Linked DNA regions of Homo sapiens: regions 1 and 2 are each linked to region 3. A link is a contact called in ENCODE Hi-C or POLR2A ChIA-PET data. All regions are on one chromosome and are shown on one strand. Each heading gives the region's core, a stretch centred on a gene start or an enhancer-like site at or near the end of the contact. The rest is flanking DNA. Distances are from core to core; before and after follow the strand shown. Region 1 holds the start of ZNF827 (zinc finger protein 827). Region 2 holds the start of MMAA (metabolism of cobalamin associated A). Region 3 holds the start of SMARCA5 (SNF2 related chromatin remodeling ATPase 5).

What was found. A loop is a pair of places that touch in the nucleus more often than their neighbours do. ChIA-PET counts read pairs that join two places held with the same protein, here RNA polymerase II (POLR2A). Pooled maps may share reads with other maps.
Region 1: a loop to region 3 is called in a map of naive thymus-derived CD4-positive, alpha-beta T cell, with 15 times the contacts of the local background. The contact joins the promoter of ZNF827 here to the promoter of SMARCA5 in region 3. A Hi-C loop is called at or near these places in 3 of 168 maps with a recorded cell type or tissue (CD4-positive, alpha-beta memory T cell and naive thymus-derived CD4-positive, alpha-beta T cell), 1 of 37 single-sample maps with no recorded cell type and 13 of 50 pooled maps.
Region 2: a map of CD8-positive, alpha-beta T cell shows a loop between it and region 3 (31-fold over the local background). The contact joins the promoter of MMAA here to the promoter of SMARCA5 in region 3. A Hi-C loop is called at or near these places in 5 of 168 maps with a recorded cell type or tissue (CD4-positive, alpha-beta T cell, CD4-positive, alpha-beta memory T cell, CD8-positive, alpha-beta T cell and 1 more) and 13 of 50 pooled maps. POLR2A ChIA-PET finds 5 or more read pairs at or near these places in 1 of 52 experiments (CD8-positive, alpha-beta memory T cell).

The regions. Positions count from the first base shown.
Region 1 is chr4:145,937,203-145,940,961 of GRCh38, forward strand. It overlaps ZNF827 (zinc finger protein 827), which reads right to left and starts at 1,621. Exons shown (of 15, transcript NM_001306215.2): 1 at 1,163-1,621. The coding sequence starts at 1,205. RefSeq lists silencers at 1-373, 494-563 and an enhancer at 938-997.
Region 2 is chr4:145,616,867-145,620,953 of GRCh38, forward strand. MMAA (metabolism of cobalamin associated A) reads left to right here and starts at 2,519. Exons shown (of 7, transcript NM_172250.3): 1 at 2,519-2,541. RefSeq lists silencers at 2,348-2,787, 2,818-2,887.
Region 3 is chr4:143,511,826-143,515,975 of GRCh38, forward strand. SMARCA5 (SNF2 related chromatin remodeling ATPase 5) reads left to right here and starts at 1,877. Exons shown (of 24, transcript NM_003601.4): 1 at 1,877-2,276. The coding sequence starts at 2,100. It overlaps SMARCA5-AS1 (SMARCA5 antisense RNA 1), which reads right to left and starts at 3,012. Exons shown (of 2, transcript NR_104027.1): 1 at 2,620-3,012; 2 at 1,647-2,400. RefSeq lists enhancers at 1,308-1,357, 1,378-1,467, 1,498-1,567, 1,598-1,967, 2,258-2,317 and 1 more.

The DNA.
Region 1 (3,759 bases), core at 371-2,870, 2.4 Mb after region 3:
GGGAGGGCGGAGAGGGACCGGGGGCGCGGGTGGAGGAGGGGAAGGGGACCGGGCCGTGCCGGCGGGTGTGTGTCTCCAGTTGGCGTGTGTGGCTGCCGCCGGGGAGGGCTGTGATGCACTTTAGTCCTGGACTCTGCTCAGGCTCGCCAAGGAGGGGGTCTGAGAGCCCGAGTCTCGCCCGGCTCCGTCTGCTCCGACTGACCCCGCATTTTATTGCGGCCAGGAGCCCTGCTCCTCCCTCTCCTCCGCTCTGCAGGGACCTCGCGCGCCGCGAGCCGCCCTGCCTCCTGCCTTCGCCTCGGCGCAGCTCCCGCACCCCACATCCGCCCGCCGCTGCCCGGCCTCGCCCCCCGCCCGGCCGCCCCGCGCCCCGGCGCGCCCCCTCGCCTCGGCGCCGCGGGAGCAGCCGCCCGGCGGCGCGTGTGTACCCGTGTGTTTGTGTGCGGTGCCCCTACACCCTCCCCAGCCGCTCCCGCCTCGCCCGCCCCCGACTCCCCTCCTCCGCCGCCGCCTCCTCCACCTCCGCCTCCTCCTGCTCCAGCCGCCGCCGCCGCTGCCGCCGGCGGCTCGGGGGCCGACCAACCCCGGCGCAACCTTTAGCCAGGGACGGACCTCTCCCTGGATCCTGTACCCGGCGGCTGCTGCGCGCCCTCTCCCCGACACCCCCAAACGCCATGTCACGGCCCCCAGCCCTCCGCGCGCCCCGACCCCCGCACCCTCAGGCGCCGGAATCCACAAGGAATTTTTTTTTTTTTAAGATTCCAACCTCTCCCACCTCCCCCCACCAAACCCCCGATAAAACCCCCGGCATCCACACTACTCCCCTCCTCCCTTCTCTTGCCCCCTCCCCCCAGCAACCCAGAGTGAGGAGGGGGAAGGGGAGGGAAAGGGAAAAAAAAGCCCGATCTCAAGGAAAAAAAGGGGGGGGGTGAGAGAAAGAAAGAAAAAGAGAGAGAGAATAGAAAGGGCACGGGGCTGATCATCACCAACATGGCTGCCTCAGCATAGACCTAAACGAGGAGTAACCCGGGCTGTGTCTTTGTCAGTTTCACCTCTGTAACCCTAAACTAATGCAGAAAACAACGGAGGAGGCTGCGGAGGGGAAAGAGGAGAGGGAGGGCGAGAAAATGGCACGAGAGGAGGTGGAGAAGGGATGACTTACGTGAGGGAAGGCGCTTGGGCTGCTCCTGCTTCCTCCTGGGCATTTTCCCCCTTTTCTCACATTCTCCTCCTTGGTTAATGTGAGATCAAATAAACCCCCGTGGGGGCAGAGAGGCAGACACTGGCAGGAGCGGGGAGGTAGTTGGGGGGCGGGCGGGCGGGCAGGGGGAAACCCCTTCTCCGGTGTGTGCAATGGGTTGAAGCTTGTTTCCTGGAGCCAGAAGAGGGGTTTTCTTCTTTTCTTTCCTTTCTTTTTTCCTTTTTTTTTTTTTTTTAAATTTTTGGTCGTGCACCTGGCTTGTCCCCGAGCGTAATATTCTTCAATGGAAACGGATCTAATAGGTGTGAGTGTGTGTGTGTCCTATGCTCGCGTGTGTGATGGGAGGTATAAATAAATGAGTGCCGGTGCGGCGGTGTCTATGGCCGCGCTCTGTGTCTCCGAGCCCCTAACACTAATGTCGGGATCAAAGGGCAGCGGCGGCGGCAGCACAGCTCACAGCTCGCTCTCTTGCTCTCTCTCTCTCTCTTTCTCGCTCTCTCTCCTCTCGCGCTCTCTCTCTCGCTCTCTCTCTGTCACACACACACACACACAAGAGGCACAGACTGAGGGAAAGAGCGAGAGCTACACACACACACACGCACGCACACACACACACAGAGCAAAGAGGAAAGTGCCCCAAGGCTCCCAGGGCGGACTCAGCCTCGGATTTACAACCGCTCTGTCTGGAAAGAATGGGGGGCGCGCGTGCGGGGGTGGGATGGAGTTCTTCAAATTTATCCCGCTAGTCACCAAATCTAGGGGGAAAAAGTTTTTCTCACTCTTTAAACAACGATTAGTTCATTATTTTACTGACTTTTAAAAAGGAAATAAATTTCTCTCTTCACTTTCTTTTGTTTATTAAGCTACATTTTGTTCTGTATGAAATTCTGCAGGCTTTTGTCCCTACCCCATCACCTTAAATCTGGAGGTTATCGTCTCCCACACACTCTTCAAAAACATTCCAAAAAAACTAATTTAAAAAAAATGAAGACAACATATGGTGAAATCAATAACTTGGTTGACAGTTGACAGAATAAGTGCCCAGTTTTGGAGTGTCCACTGGAGTTAAAACTGAAAAATGCTCCTAAATGAACATTACAGCTACTTGACAAAGAGAGGAAAATAAGATTAGGTCACCCCTGATGGTTGCTTTAACTGCTACGTGATACTCCTAGAGTGCACACAGCAATCTTTACTTCGGAAATTCACTTTTTCCCCTGCTATATACTGCAGGTATATGAAGTTTACCCTGAAGCAATTCCAGTGTGCATTATGAGCCCAATATAGCAGTTTTCATTAACTGATACATACTTTCATTACCTTACAAATCACACATCTTTCTTCAAAGAGAGACATAAAGGAGAAAAATAGAAAAGGACGGGTCTCACTAGAGCACAAAAGGTACTTGGTGAAAGAGGACTGTTCTCTTTGTGACTTGCAGTCATTTGGATAAAAGTTCACTCAGAGGTTGTTAATGATTTAAACTCCAAAACCTGCTACTATAATTGAAATAAAAATGGTCTGAAGAAGAGTTGTTTCATAAAACTCTCTTTGTAAGAGGAAACTTTGAACTTAGCAGAATACATTATATGTCATGAGTCATGTAGCTAGAAAATAAAAAGGTGCATTATTTAACTACATCTTCCCTTTTTAGCTTTTTTAAAACTCTGACTCATCATCTTATTATGTTAAATATTTTCCTACCAATTTTTAAATAGACCTTTTCATCAAAGAAAGTGGAGGCACAGTAAAGACATAGAACATTAAAATGACACTCTATAAGCCTACATGGATAACTCATGCCTCTTTGAGGTTGAGTTAATTCTTACAACTTCAGTGGTGTTAAAGAGAGCCATGGGGGTTAAATTCTGACTTGCCTTATTAAAAATAATAATAAGGCTTTATATTGCACACTTTTATAAGTGAAGCTTAAAGAGTGCTGTATCTCCCAAAAGATGTCTTTCACTGATAGAGAAATCTCACGTTCAACCCCTCCCTGCCAACTCCCCCCAAAAGATCTAGCTTCCCAGTAACAAGTAATGCTATTGAAAGCGAGGTTTGAAACACCTGCATGAATTCAATCTAAAACCAAAACAGAGAGCAGTCAAGTTTAAAATGGAGCACCCTGTAATCCCAGCACTTTGGGAGGCGGAAGTGGGCAGATCACGAGGTCAAGAGATCGAGACCATCCTGGCCAACATGGTGAAATCCCGTCTCTACTAAAAATACAAAAATTAGCTGGATGTAGTGGCACACTCCTGTAGTCCCAGCTACTTGGGAGACTGAGGCAGGAGAATCGCTTGAACCTGGGAGGCGGAGGTTGCAGTGAGCCGAGATCGGGCCACTGCACTCCAGCCTGGCGACAGAGCGAGACTCCATCTCAAAAAAAAAAAAAAAAAAAAAAAAGGAGCATCATCCTTAAACCAGTTCTTCCTCAAATGTTGGTTTTAAAAAACTGGTAGTTAGGTTGCCCTGCATTATAATTTGAAATATAACTATCTTTCCACTCAGGTCAAATTCAATTTGCCATAATTTTGACTATTGTCGGTGACATTGGA
Region 2 (4,087 bases), core at 1,269-3,768, 2.1 Mb after region 3:
TACAAACAGACTTTTGGTTCTGTGTGAGATGAGCAATGAAGAACAGTAAGTACTTTCCCAACTAGTTGATAAATTAACATAAACATCCATAATCTGGCAACAATATTCTTTTGGCTCCTATCCCTAAAAAAAGCCAGTCTGCAACATCCAAAACATTTACCAAGACGAGGAAATTGCAATGATTTTCTTGTACGTTATGGAGTATTAATTTGCTGCCACCTGCTGGGAGGCAGAAATGGGTTTCCAGCATTGCTAGCTACAATTTGTCCTCAACTATTTATTTTGAAAATTTTCAAATCTATAGATGAGTTAAAAGAACATTCATATACTATTCACCTGAAACTACCAACTTTTTTGTTGTTGTTGTTGTTTTGTTTTTTTGAGACTGGAGTCTCTGTCGCCAGGCTGGAGTGCAGTCGCGCAATCTCGGCTCACTGCAACCTCTGCCTCCCGGGTTCAAGCGATTCTCCTGCCTCAGCCTCCGGAGTAGCTAGGACTACAGGCACGTGCCACCACACCCAGCTCATTTTTGTATTTTTAGTAGACATAGGGTTTCACCATGTTGGCCAGGATGGTTTCGATCTCTTGACCTGGTGATCCACCCGCCTCGGCCTCCCAAAGTGCTGGGATTACAGGCGTGAACCACTGCGCCCAGCCCAGGTTCAAATTTTTTAAATCCTTAAGGCTATCTAGTTGACAGCTGTCTTTAATGTAGATCAGTCCTCCTGCCTTTTTTTATTGTCTTCCTTATTAACCTTATTGAAAAGTCCGAACAAATCACATTCAGAATTTATCTCAGTGTTTCCTCACAATCAGATTCAGGTTAAACATTTTTGGCAAGAGCTCTACAAAAGTGTATTTCCCATAGCCTCATAATGACAGGTTCATATTTTCGCCAGTATTGGTGATGCTAGCAATTTTTTTCCCATGAAGAATCTATTAACATTTTGCAAAACACTAATGTTCCATGGAAATGTGTTCCCTAAGCTGTACTGTTTAGAAAACTTCTGAATAAAAAAGTGACATGCATGAAAGTGTTTGAGTTTGTAGAACGAAAAGCAGGTAAGGATAAACTCAATTTTAAAATTAACAAACTTCTTCACTTCTAAGGTAGCACAAACTGAGCTTTCATCAAACGTAACCCTTACCGAAACAATTGTTCAGATGAGCAACGCCAAGTTTAAAGAAAGGAAGTAAACCGTCTCAAGAACTGTCAATCTGTTTGTGTTCGATAGGCTGAGATTTGAAAGGTTTGATTCTGTGTTCTTTCTACTAGATCCTCGGCTTCATTTAGACTTGTGCTTAATTTTCTGTCATTGGCTATTGAGTCTACAATCAATCTTTGGAGTAAAAGTGGTAGTCTTTTGGTCCAAATAGTAATAATGAAAATGGTGAGACCAGTAATTCATTTTTTATTATTCTGTATTCAGTAAGAATCAACCTGTATCAAATAGCTGAAAAGGCCTGAAGCCTCCCAAATGCATATCATTACACAAATTCTGTGTGAGGACTGACATCTTGGTTTCATATACTAATTATACTGCATGGGCCCCATTTATAACCATATCTACTCGTCATTTGATCCTGGCTACTGCCGATGGATGCTATCTTCATCACATTATAGCAAACATTTGGGTGATTAAGTTTTTCTCAAAAATTCTAGATTAGCATACAACGGCTTTACTACTTATATGTCATCTAAGACGTTTTTTAAGAATTAGTTACTACTACGCCCAACGCAGTGAGGTAGCAAATATTATGCCTGTTTATTTTCATCTCCATTTCAGGCTTGCGCGCCTTTCCCCCCTCGGGACTTCCCGAGGACACCCCTGCAGCAGTGAGCCCGAGTCCTGGCTTTGGCTGCATGTTAAGAAATATTAATCAAAATGAATGCGTGCCCTTTAAGAGAAAAAAACTGTGGGTCCTTCAGCCTTTAAAAACCATGCCGTGGTTTAAAAACTTAAAACTATATTTCGGCAGAACGCTGAGCATTTCTTCAAATCACTCTGAGAAGCTTGAGTGTCTTTAATTTCACCGGTCTGTCAAACGTAACGCGTCTCTCCCTCACCCCACATTTTAAGTTTCCAAGGAGCGGAAGAAGGGCCTCCGGGGGTCCCGGCCGCCGCAGGCTGCTGGGGGTGAGGACACGACTCGGCCTCCGTCCGACTCGAGGGTGTCGCGAAGGCCAGGAGGGAACGAAAGTTACCCTCGAACTTCGGAGGCGAAAGATTTCATGTGGATCTTAAAAAGGGCAAAACCTACCCCAAAGGCCGTAAACCGCCCTCCCCTCCCCCGCCAGAGAACTTCCCGGCGCAGAGCTTCCGCAGCCTGCTGCAGGCCGGGAGACCTTCACGCTCACTCGCTCTCCGCCACACGCCGGAACTGCGCGGCCACGTCCACGGGGACCCTGGCCATGCCCCGCACCGCCACCCAGCCCCAGGCGATCCCCGGGCCCCACGCGCCTGCAGTCGGCGCTGCGCCTGCGTGGGAGGATCCGGCGGAAGGGGCGGGGTCAGGTGGCACTTCCGTGGCTTCGGGCGGGTGAGTATGGGGAGTGCGCGCGGCGTCCAGGAGTCGGGACTGGGCTCCCGCCTACGGCCGCCCTCCCGCCGGGGGGCCAGCGCGGTCCTCCGGGGCGCCCCCTGGAGGATTTGGGGTGGGGGAAGGAAAAGGAGAGTATTATCGAATATTCTCCTAATATTGATGTTCGGGGTGCGGATATGTGTGGACAGGCAGGAGTCGGCAAATGGGTTCAAATGGAAGCTTTAACAAAGAAAGGCCCTGTACGTAAACAGTGTTTTAAAATTCTCATCTTGGTTAGGTTTCTCAGGTTATCTCTGAGCCACAGCAAGGCAGCTTTGTTAAGGTGGCTCTTCCCTTGTCGCTGCCAAACCCGGTAAATGGTTAACCTGAGGCCGCGTCAGAGAAAGCCACTATGACTCCTACCAAAGAGTGAAATTGAAACTCTTTTCTGGGAAATCAAATCCAGGATATAAAAGTTGGATTCAAACTAAAAGTTACAAACAGTATCTAGGTTCCGTCACATGGCGTGCCGGGCAGGGTCTAAATCTCTTTCAGCAGAGGGCATGCTGTCTTCATATGTATTTCTCATTAGAAAATGAAAGACGACCTAAACCAAAATAATATAAAAATTTTTTATTATCTGTCTTAAGAGTTGTACCCTAATCCATATGTTTAGAAAACATAAACTAATAAAACTTTTCCAACTTGGTAGAAAGCCAAAAGTTTCCAGAAAAACTGTGTGGATTATTCAGCATTTTGCTGTTGTCTACAATGTTCAGAATATTCTTTTACAATAATTTTGCACTAAATACCGGTTTGTGTTCAGGGTAACAAGAGGTTTTTAAAAAGTCAAAGACAAGGACAGGTTTTTTAAGGGCTGTATTCTATTAGGAGAGACAAAACAAGCATGAAAAGTTACATATCCATAAGAAATGTAAATCACCATTTGAGATATTTGAAGATGTCAAAAGAAAACCTTTATTTAGAATGGAAAGAGCTGGTGAATGCTCGAAACATTTACCATTTAGCTGATTGTTGCCATGTGGGAATGGGGGTCTCTCAAACGCAGATCCGATTTTCTCCAACACAGGCCAAAGATCTGTATTTTTACGTATTTTTTCTTGATTTTTAATGTTACTTGCAACCAATTTAGTTAACACACACCTTCTGTGGGTGGGCCAGGTGCAACTAGTTTGTGACCTCTGCAGATTTTCACCTTAGTACAGTCCTACACTTACACAATGGTTCAGTTAAAGATTTTTTGACTTTACAGTGGGTTTATCCAGACACAGACCCGATTGTAAGATGAAGACTCTTTGTATTCAGAAATAATTGGAATTAGAGGTCAGAAAAAGTCCTAGAGACTGGGATGGTCAGGAAAGATTTTAAGCTGGGTAGTATAGGAGAGATATCATAGAGGGGGAAGGATGTAAAAGATGAGTTAAATCTTGGGGTTGGGAGAGTTGGCAGGTTTGGAAGATAGTAAACTCTCCTTAGAGGAATTTTGGAAAGGCAAGCGCAAGAGGTGCTGCTGGCCTGGGGACTACACTTTGAGAACCACTGT
Region 3 (4,150 bases), core at 627-3,126:
CTTTTATCTACATTTTTGAACTGTTAAACCAAATTTTTCAGTTAACACTTTATAAATTAACATTCTTTGGCTAGGTGCGGTGGCTCACGCCTGTAACCCCAGCACTTTAGGAGGCCTAGGCGAGCAGATCACTTGAGACCAGGAGTTTGAGACTAGCCTGGCCAAAACAGCAAAACCCTGTCTCTACTGAAAATACAAAAATTAGCCAGGCGTGGTGGTGCACGCCTGTAATTCCAGCTACTCCGGAGGCTAAGTCATGAGAATCCTTTGAACCTGGGAGTTGGAGATTGCAGTGAGCTGAGATCATGCCACCGCACTGCAGCCTGGGCGACAGAAACTGTCTGAAAACAAAACAACACAAAACAACCATTATTCTACATTAATGGTTGTTAAAGGTTAATAGTTCATTTTCTGGGTGTATGACAGTTTTAAACACCTAACTTTTAATACTGGATTCAGCCTACTGTTGTTAGCTTTTTGCAGTCATATATGAAGACTATGATGAACATCATTGTAGGTATTCATCTTTGCATATATCCTTAGACATTTCCTTATAGTCTAAGAACTAGCATTTCTAGTGGAGTGGGGACATTTTTCCAGATGTCCATTTAAGAATTATCATTCCATTAGTTAAAAAATTTGCAGGCTATATATTCAAAGGGGATCCCTTCTGTTTGGAATTCAACATAACCAGTTAGCTCAAACCTCAACTCTCGAAAAATGTGTCTCCTTTACTCAACAAACATTTAGAGAATACTGAATATGAGGAATAAAAAAAGATAAAAAAGACCCTGTACTGGGCAGGTAATCTACTGTAGTATGCAGATTCGTTATCAAACAGACTACAATGTATTTAAATTTTGTAGGCGATGAATGCACAAGGCCCTTAAGCTGCATTGAAGGCTGCCTAAGGCAGTATACAAAATCAGTGCTGAATATTTGTTAACACTTAAGGAGAATGTACGTTTTAATTTTCATGTTTGATGCTTGGGGAAAAGATTACATCGCACCACCTATCTTCCCCATATATTGATTATTCGTGTTTCTCACTTCCATGGTAGTGTGCACGTTATTTGCTTAACTTTGGCATATAAATTCAGAAGAAATATCATTTAACTCTGTGCCTAAGGAGGGTATTTAGAAATAACCGACGCAGCTAACATGAGAAGGCAAAAAAAAAAAAAAAGAAAAAAGAAAAAAATCACACTAACGGACTTTTTTTTTTTTTCTAACAACAAAAAACCGTGAGACTTCACTTGGGGTAACCATAACGTCGTCAAGGCTGTGGCGTCACGCCTCTAAGCGGATACGGCAGAAGTTTTGGGGCCAGACACAAGACTTCCAAGTTTGAATGGGCAGCGCAAAACCCAGACAAGTTTTCCGGTAGTGCCGCCAACCCCTGTCAGGCACAGAAGACACAGCGAGAACCGTGAGCCGTTACGAAAGCCTAAAACACTGAGCTCGCGTCCTGCCAAGCAGCAGGCGCACAAACCTACACCTCCGAGCGCTCCCTGGAGGTCCCGCCCACTCTTCTCTCCCGAGCCGGCTAGAGATCTGGAAGAGGGCGGGCCAAGGGTGAGGAGGGCAGTATGCGCATGCGCGCTCAGGACCCAGTCAGTGAGCCAATAAGGAATCTCGCGAGTGTTGAAAGTCGGTGGCGTAGGTCGTCGTCCTGGATGCTGGCGAGATAGATGTTATCTTCCAGAGGAAGAGGAGGAGGCGGCGAAGCGTTTTCCCAGCCTCAGTCTCTCTTTCGTTTTCCTTTTCCCTTCCCCCAACCCTCCGCCCTTCTCTAAATCAGCCGGCCTTCCTTGACCTCAGTGACCCGTCTGGCCCCGCCCACCCTCGTCGACGTGATTCCCGCCGTGAGGTAAGCGCCGGTGGAACCTAGAGCCCCGCGGAAGAGCAGAACGTTTGGGAGTGTGCAGCTCCTGGGCCCGGCTCAGGCCCGTCGCGGAGGCGCGGCGCAGGGGAGCGCTCGGGTGGGAGTCTCGCTCCTCCACCAGTTTATTGCGACGTAGCATCCAGGCCTAGGCCTCCCCGTCCATCCCCGCCGGACTCGGGCCTCTGGCAGCAGCGGGTGACGCAGACGGAACATCATGTCGTCCGCGGCCGAGCCTCCGCCACCCCCGCCTCCCGAGAGCGCGCCTTCCAAGCCCGCAGCCTCGATCGCCAGCGGCGGGAGCAACAGCAGCAACAAAGGCGGCCCCGAAGGCGTCGCGGCGCAGGCGGTTGCGTCTGCGGCCAGCGCTGGTCCCGCAGACGCCGAGATGGAGGTGAGGGCGACTTGCGGCATGGGGAGCGGGTGCAGCGGGGAGGAGGAGCTGGCTCCCTCGCCGGATCGTGGCGATCGGACGCAGAGCCGGGTTTCTCTCTCTGCACCAGACTCAGCTTCACACCCTGTGGATACGAAATGATGCTCTCACTCTTGCTCCCTTGTTCTTACCCTATTCGAGCTAAGCAAAATGGATTTCTGGCTCCTCACATTTAAATTATTTGTCTCTTTCGTGAATCCTGACAAATATTTGAACGCTCTCAGTGAACAGATGTTCTTGGTTACCGTGGCCCGGGGGACCCATCGTTTTTTTCCCACTAGACTCCCATAATTCCCTCTCCTACCTCTGAATGTGGTTTTTAGTTTCCACCAAACTTCGGGGAAGGGCGAGGAGATGACCCCTTAGGAGCGGGATGCACGGGCGGGGTGAAGGAGGCATTTAAAAGCAGCGCGTCCGAGGACTTGGGCCTCCTTTTCTTCTTCCCGGTCCTTGCAGGGGCGGTATCTGTTGTGGGCAGAAACAATGGCGAGAGCTGGATGGCCGAGTGCGCAGTGGGGATAAGCGGGGCGCAGCTGCTTCTGTGAAGGGAGAGAAGGCCCCTCCCAGGCACTATTCCACTGGAAGGGAAGCAACCAAGGCAGCAGCAGCTGTCTCGGATCCCCCGTCTAATTTAGGGGGGATGAATAAGTGTAGGAATGAATTAGAGAACCAGGCGCAGTTGGTTGGCTCTCAGTCCGGCACTTTTCTCTTTTTGGCCTCTGGCCTTAAGAAAAAAAAAAATTAGTACCACTCGCTGCCGAGACTTATGGGTTTGGGTTGGGCAGGGGATGCTGACAGTACTGAGGGGGCTGGAAAGATGGGGGAAGCTGCCAGGCGGGTAAATTGGATATGCTTCCAGGCTTTGCATCTGGGAACAAAGTAATTGCTCCTTCCAATTTTTATTTTCTTGGCCTTCGACCTGTTTTGAGATATTTTGTGAGTCGGAGCCCAAAGATTTCTGGGATTTTCCTATCCTTAGACAGAATGAAAGTAATACTGCTCCGAAGATGAGTCTTGATGCAGAATCATTATACAGTAAGAAAATGGTAGCGTAATTTACCATTGAGGCTTTTGGCACAGTAGTTATATTTGGGTAGCTGGGGTTAAGTAACATTAATGTTAGTAATCATTTAAAGAACTTTTAGTGGTGAGGGTAGGTTTAGTGACATAGGAACTCCTGATAGTTCCTGTAGTTTTGAGTGATTAAGATAAGATTACTTCCAAATTAAAATATATTCAGTGTTGCTTTTTTTTCCTTAAGGAAATGGTTCTTTTGGGTTACTAGGGCTCTTTAACTTGGATTTCTGTTCCAAGGCTTAAGGGGTTTGACACAAAGCAATTATGTGTAAATGTGCAGTTCTCTACAAAAATTGTTTATAGTTTTTCCTCAGCTTCTCAAAGGGGTCTGCCATCCAAACTTTGGAAAAATGAATGTTTCACCAGAGGTCTTATTAATATCTGAATGCAGAGTAATTTTAAGCCTAAAGCAAGTCAACATTTTTGACTTGAAGTTGCTATTTTAAATGAAAATTGATTTTAAGTTCAAACGTGAGTATAGATGTTATCACTACCGTATTAAATTAGTGATATTTTCATTTGCCAGATGGGGAAATTGAGTTCTACTAGGTAGAACCTGTAATAAAACTCGGATCTGCCTTTAAAAGTGAGCCGTTTCCCACCCATCTTGCTCTGCCATGTTCTTACCAAAAAAAACATATTTGGCGGTTCAATTTATTGAATAACATTGTTATTTTTACCTTCCTAGTATAGAAATATTAGGAATTTTATTTTTTTATCCATCTTATCACTGACACATTTTTTTTTTGGTTGACATT